Linked DNA regions of Homo sapiens: region 1 is linked to region 2. Evidence: read pairs that join two places in POLR2A ChIA-PET (ENCODE). Cell type or tissue: OCI-LY7. All regions are shown on one strand. Each heading gives the region's core, and the rest is flanking DNA. Links, peaks and the distances in the headings are about the cores only.

What was found. Peaks named below come from ENCODE experiments on the same cell type or tissue, not always from the same donor. Only the 100,000 strongest peaks of a DNase experiment are listed, where the experiment ranks them.
Region 1: POLR2A ChIA-PET joins it to region 2 with 9 read pairs; 4 of 35 experiments call an interaction of 5 or more read pairs at or near these places.

The regions. Positions count from the first base shown.
Region 1 is chr5:141,361,470-141,364,390 of GRCh38, reverse strand. All of the region lies in intron 1 of PCDHGA1 (protocadherin gamma subfamily A, 1), which reads right to left. The region is part of intron 1 of PCDHGA2 (protocadherin gamma subfamily A, 2); the gene reads right to left. All of the region lies in intron 1 of PCDHGA3 (protocadherin gamma subfamily A, 3), which reads right to left. The region is part of intron 1 of PCDHGB1 (protocadherin gamma subfamily B, 1); the gene reads right to left. It also overlaps PCDHGA4, PCDHGB2, PCDHGA5 and PCDHG@. In OCI-LY7, for the core only: a CTCF peak has its summit at 288; DNase peaks (open chromatin) are centred at 1,480 and 1,820; H3K4me3 peaks cover 1,971 bases; H3K27ac peaks cover 1,931 bases.
Region 2 is chr5:141,590,931-141,593,851 of GRCh38, reverse strand. The region is part of intron 1 of DIAPH1 (diaphanous related formin 1); the gene reads left to right. Among named protein-coding and RNA genes, the nearest start is that of DIAPH1, 27 kb to the left of the region's middle. In OCI-LY7, for the core only: a CTCF peak has its summit at 1,629 (motif pointing left); a DNase peak (open chromatin) is centred at 1,611.

The DNA.
Region 1 (2,921 bases), core at 269-2,768, 230 kb after region 2:
CAGGAGCATGAAGGGCAGCAGCAGCTCTCCGCAGCCCCAGCCCCTAGGTGGACTCGCCATTGCCTTCTCTCTGCCCAATTTTCTCTTAGTTCTGGTTCAGCCTGCTGTTTCCTTATTTATCTAAAGCCGATGGGTACATATTCCCTGACGAAAATGGGCGTGGAGCGTTGGCTTTTCGTAGGAGCTTGTCTGGTCTGTGTGTTTAGTATGGAGGGAGCAGAGTCGGGTCGCCTCTGCGGCAGCTTCTTTCCCACTTTGGTCAACAGCGACACTCAGAGTCCTAACCAGTGACTGCATCAAATTCCATTTTTATTTCTCCTAAGTTTAGTTATAATTTTATTTCTAATAATGTTGCCATATCCTTAATGTTTAACTGTGTAGCGTTGTTTATGACCGTTAATTCAGCTTTAATTCTGAATAGCAAGACTTCCACAATCCCTGAGATCAATATGATTATTAGATCTCAATACCTTACAAAAATTTTATTTAATGCGTCATCGGGGGAGCCTATGTCCTTTATTTACCTCTTATCTATATTTAGTCCATTAAATTAGGACATTCAAATTCTTACCTTTGTAGGATTCAAGATTTCATCTCCTTATTAGGATAAATTTAGGAAAACGTGCTTATTTGCATATAAGAATACCAAGGAAACAAACCCAGTTCTCCATGCACCTTTCCAAACAGGCCTACTGATTTATGTAAGTTATATTAGCTGTCATATGCAGAAGAAATAAAGATCTTTGTTACTTGTGAGGACTTTGAGAAAGTCTCTCCACTATCTCAGACAGCGTTTGAGTTGGGTTAACTATGCATTTTTATGTTTTTCTATTACCATGTTCAAATATTTGTAGTTCCAGTGACAACCAGTATAGTAACTGTGGAGGATGGGGTTTTATTTCATCATCCATGCAGGAAAGCATGAGCAGATACTTGTCGAGAAGTACTGAGTGACCTTTCTATGTTGAGACAGATATTTACTGCTATCATCTTTATATGACAACAGAAATAGAAAAACCTCTTGATTGAAAAAAATGGACATTTCAGAAAGTCATTTTATTTAATAACACTTTCATAGAAAACTAAGAAAATAAAAATTCTATATAATTAGGAAATTCAAAAGCAAAGTTTTAAGTAATATTTTGTAGAAAATGATGTGAACATAGGTTGTAAGATTTTTCTCAATGTGTAGTTTTTCTTAAGAGCAATTTGTTAAAATGCATGTTAGAGAATGATTTCTCACATTTGTTAAATGCACTCTTTCTAGCAGACACCTCAGACCTCAAACATTGCCTGTCCTTTAGAAATACATTTGTGATTCCAAGACATTTAGCTTACTGAGTGTTGGTCTTCAAGTCAATGGGACAATGTCCTACCCATGCCCTGTGATTAACAAGCCATGCCATTATGCAAAAGTCTTTCTTCTTTGTTTCCCAATTTCCAAAGCCTACTAAAATGAAGACTCTCTTTACTCTGAAGTATTATGATTCTAAGAGGAAGTAAAACTAAAATTTGAATAACAAAGAGCCTGAAGGTGAAACTAATTGCCTAAAGTCTCAATAGCAACAAATCTGCAGAGAGAAGTAATGTAAAGATGAGGAAGAAAAAGAAATACAGTGCAATATCTCATGTGATAAAGGTTTGCAATCATGGGTAAATAAATCTCACACTTCAGAGAGAAAACACTTAAAATTCAGTTAGATAAGATTAAGACAATTAAGGCACAACATTGGCCAAATCTAACTCACAGACAAAGAAATACGCAGTGGAACTTCCTACCCAAATTAGGTGAAACAATAAAACCAGAAGTGAAAATAAATTAATTAAAGCTCACCTTCAAAATAGTATCTGAGGCAAAAGGGACCCCAGCGGCTCCATGATTTGTATTTTGTTCCCAAGAGGCATTGTCACAGACGAGATCTTGCGCGGGAACCAATTCCGGGGTTATGTTCAGAAAATTGAACTCTGTCTTGGCTGATTGTGAGGCAACACACAGGTTGTAGGAATAGGGCAATGTACCCTCACTGTAATTGGGGAGAACCCCAGGTCCAGGCTTGGAGCTGAGACCAGGCTGAAAACAGTCCCAAGCATCTGACCTGGAAGAGAGTCGCAGGCGCAGGGAGATTGCCAGAATCACCGCGAGGAAGAAGAGCACTGAGATCAAGGCCAAGGCCACAACCAGGTAAAACTGCAGTTTTGCCTGGGGGTCAGAGGGCTCCCGGCGGTCGCTGAGGTCTGGCAATACCTCTTGCAGGCTATCCGCGAAGATTAGGTGCAGCGTGGCCGTAGCGGAGAGTGGCGGCTGTCCTCCATCACGCACAGCGACCAGCAGGCGCTGGCGGGCCGCGTCCCTGTCGCCCAAGGCACGCGCTGTGCGCACCTCACCCGTGCGCAACCCCAGGCTGAAGAGCCCGGGCTCGCTGGCCTGCAGCACGTGGTAGGACAGCCAAGCGTTGTGTCCTGAGTCTGCGTCCACCGCCACCACCTTGGTCACCAGGTAGCCGGGCTCTGCGGCGCGTGGCACCATATCGAAGAGGGCGGAGCCATCAGGCCCCAGCGCGGGGTACAGCACCCGTGGCGCATTGTCATTGAGGTCGCCCACTAACACGCGCAGGCTCACGTTGGCGCTGAGCGCGGGCGAGCCCTGGTCGCGGGCCTGCAGTGTGAGCTCGAAGGCGCGCAGCTGCTCATGATCGAAGGCGCGCTGCGCGAACACCACCCCGCTCTGCGCGCTCACGGACACGTAGGATAAAATCTCCCGCGGCTTCAGGTCGCTCGCTACGATGGAGTAGGAAACTTGGCCACTGGGGCCCAAGTCAGGGTCAGAGGCACTGATTTGAGCGATAGAGGCGCCAGGAGGATTGTTCTCTGCCACGTGAACCATGTAGGAAGTCTGTTGGAAAACTGGGGCATTATCGTTG
Region 2 (2,921 bases), core at 122-2,621:
CAAGACTCCATCTCAAAAAGAAAAAAAGAAAAGAAAGTTCTTGCTCCACATCTTTGCAAGCATTTGGCATCATCCGTGTTGTGGATTTTGGCTATTCTAGTAGGTATGTAGTGGTATCTTATTTTAATTTACACTTACCTGATGACATATGATGTTGAGCTTCTTTCGTAAGTTTATTTGCCATTTAAATTTTGTTAAATAAAATGTAATAAATTCCTCCTCACTTACACTAGCCACCTTAGTAGTGCTGTACAATTATATGTGCCTAGTGGTACATGTTGGACAATGGAGCTCTGAAGTGATCTACTTGGACTATGTCACAAGCTTTAAGTTGATTCCCCAGAGAAGACACTTCCAACCTTCTGTCTCAAGGGGAAAGGCCAGGCTGCTGGGGCTCTAAGAGACTAGAGGGGGAAAAGTGCTGAGTGTCTCAGTATATACTATGCCTAGGTTTACTTTTCTTTTTAGTATAGGGACCCTGGCATCCTCCAATCCAGAGACCCTCCGTTTTACCCTCTTCTGAGAACAAACTTCCAGACCTCTGCTGGAAGAAGGGAGGGTAGTTTCCCAATGGCATGGTTGAGGGGTGGGGTATGATCTAGGGATCTAACTGCTTCTTAAACAGCTTCCAACCAGTCTTATTTTTAGCCTCCCCCTCCTTTAACTCCCATTTCCATAGGTATCTGGTGCCAATTATTCCTAAGCCTTTTGAGGATCCTTAAAGTGTAATGGGTTGGTTATTGCTCTTTCCGGTTTAGGACTCAGCTTTCTGTAATGTGTTGGATTTAATACCTCTAGTTCTTCTAGTCCCAGTCTTCAAAATTTGCAGTTGCTCTTTTGTTCTTCCCAACCTTGTAGGCTCTTTCCTTGCATCACTTCTTACTTTCTAAAAAACACCTTTTCTGTAGGTTTAGTGAGGTTTCAAGAAGGAGAGAAATTAGATGTTTTGGTTCAGTCTGACATCTTTTACCTGAAAGTTCCTATTAATCTGGATTCCTAAGCCAGATTTGGATATTTTAAAAAAATTCATTCTGTATTTATGCTTCCTTCAGTATCTATATTTGTAGTTAAAGGTATAAGTGCTAATGTTTAGTGGAGGACTCAATAGAAGGGCCAGGAAGTGAGATATTTACCACAGCCAGCCTAGGACAGTAAGGGTTTGGTTTGGGACCAGAAGAGAATTGACAGCAAACAAGGAGAATGATGAAAGTGGATGCATTTAGATGTAGGTAGGATGATTAGAGACTTAATTTTAAGAATCTTGGATATCTGAGACCTAATACATAAATAAAGCTCCAGTAGCATTTATCTCCCTGGACTCCTGTGTTTTTGTTGTTGTTGTTGTTGTTGTTGTTGTTGTTGTTAACTTGTCATGATCTAGGAACTTATTCTATATTTCAGAGAATACACACAACTAATGATACAATTAAAAAATGACTACTGAACAAAGCTGTTTGCCAACATAGAATCTGTAAGAACACACATAGTATTAACTAAGTAAACAATACACTCTGAATATACTGTAGCAGCAGGTTTCTATTTTAATAATTGAGCTTGCTGTTTGAGTGTTGTATTGGATTCTAAAACCGTTTTGCTTGTACTGACTGGGCTGTGATTCACTTTGCTGGTTGTTGCTGCCCTCTGTTGGACTAGCTCAGGAAATGCAGCTTTTTTTCCCTCGTGGATCATGTTTGCTGTCCTTCCCCAAATTGAACACTAAAACATGGGTAATTTTTTTTAAATTTTCTTTCTTTCTTTTTTTTTTTTTTTGATACAGAGTCTCGCTCTGTCACCCAGACTGGAGTGCAGTGGTGCGATCTCGGCTCACTGCAACCTCCGCCTCCCGGGTTCAAGTGATTCTCCTGCCTCGGCCTCCTGAGTAGCTAGGATTACAGGCAGGCGCCACCACACCCGTCTAATTTTTGTATTTTTAGTAGTGATGGGGTTTCACCATGTTGGTCAGGCTGGTCTCAAACTCCTGATCTCGTGATCCACCCGACTCGGCCTCCCAAAGTGCTGGGATTACAGGCGTGAGGCACTGTGCCTGGCAGATAATTTTTTTTTAAGATAAAATCTGTTTCTGATGATGCCCTAGGAAAGCAAGGGAAACTGGCATCTTCCTTCATATATATATATATATATATATATATATATATCCCCATCTCCCTTCCTTCCTTTTCCATCTAAAGGCGAGAGTTAGTGGATATTGAATAGGAAAAAGGCACAAGAATTTGGGGAATGCAAAGATTTGGCAGCTTTGGAGTCTGGATGCCTGAGTTCTGTATCCAACTCATCCCCTAATCATATGACCTCAGTAATTTACTTCACCTGGCTGGGCTTCAGTCTCTTCATTGATATAATGAAGAGGTGTAATAGACTTGGAGAGTTTCTCCAGGGATTGATATTTTAGGGAAGCAAGCCTAGATTATAGTATTTGTTCATAGGAGATATAATGACTTAAGTTACAGGCTCTGCCATCAAGTAACTTAGTCTGGAAATGGGTAGAGGAAACAGACAATCAGAAGACAATTGTAATCCATTTTTAGTGCTGTGAGACAGGCAAGTGCCTTTTACTATGGAAACACAAGGAAAGGTACATATCCATTTAGAGGAGGGATCATTCTGTAGGGCCTGTTGGAGTTGTGAAAGCACAATCTAGGCTGAGGAGGCAGCAGCCTAGGGCAAGTCTGGGGCATTGAGGCAGCGTCATCTGTTTGGAGACGAAGATGGAGTCTGAGGTGGAGAGTTTGCTGAGAAGATGAGACTGGGGGGAAAAGCCAGGAGAGTCATATGCCATGCACAGGAATTTTGATTTTAACATAGGGCAGCGGAGAGTTATTGAAGGCTTTTCAATGGAGAAATAACATGGACAGCTTGGCATTTTAGAAAGATTTCCTCTTGGATATAGTATGGAGAATGGA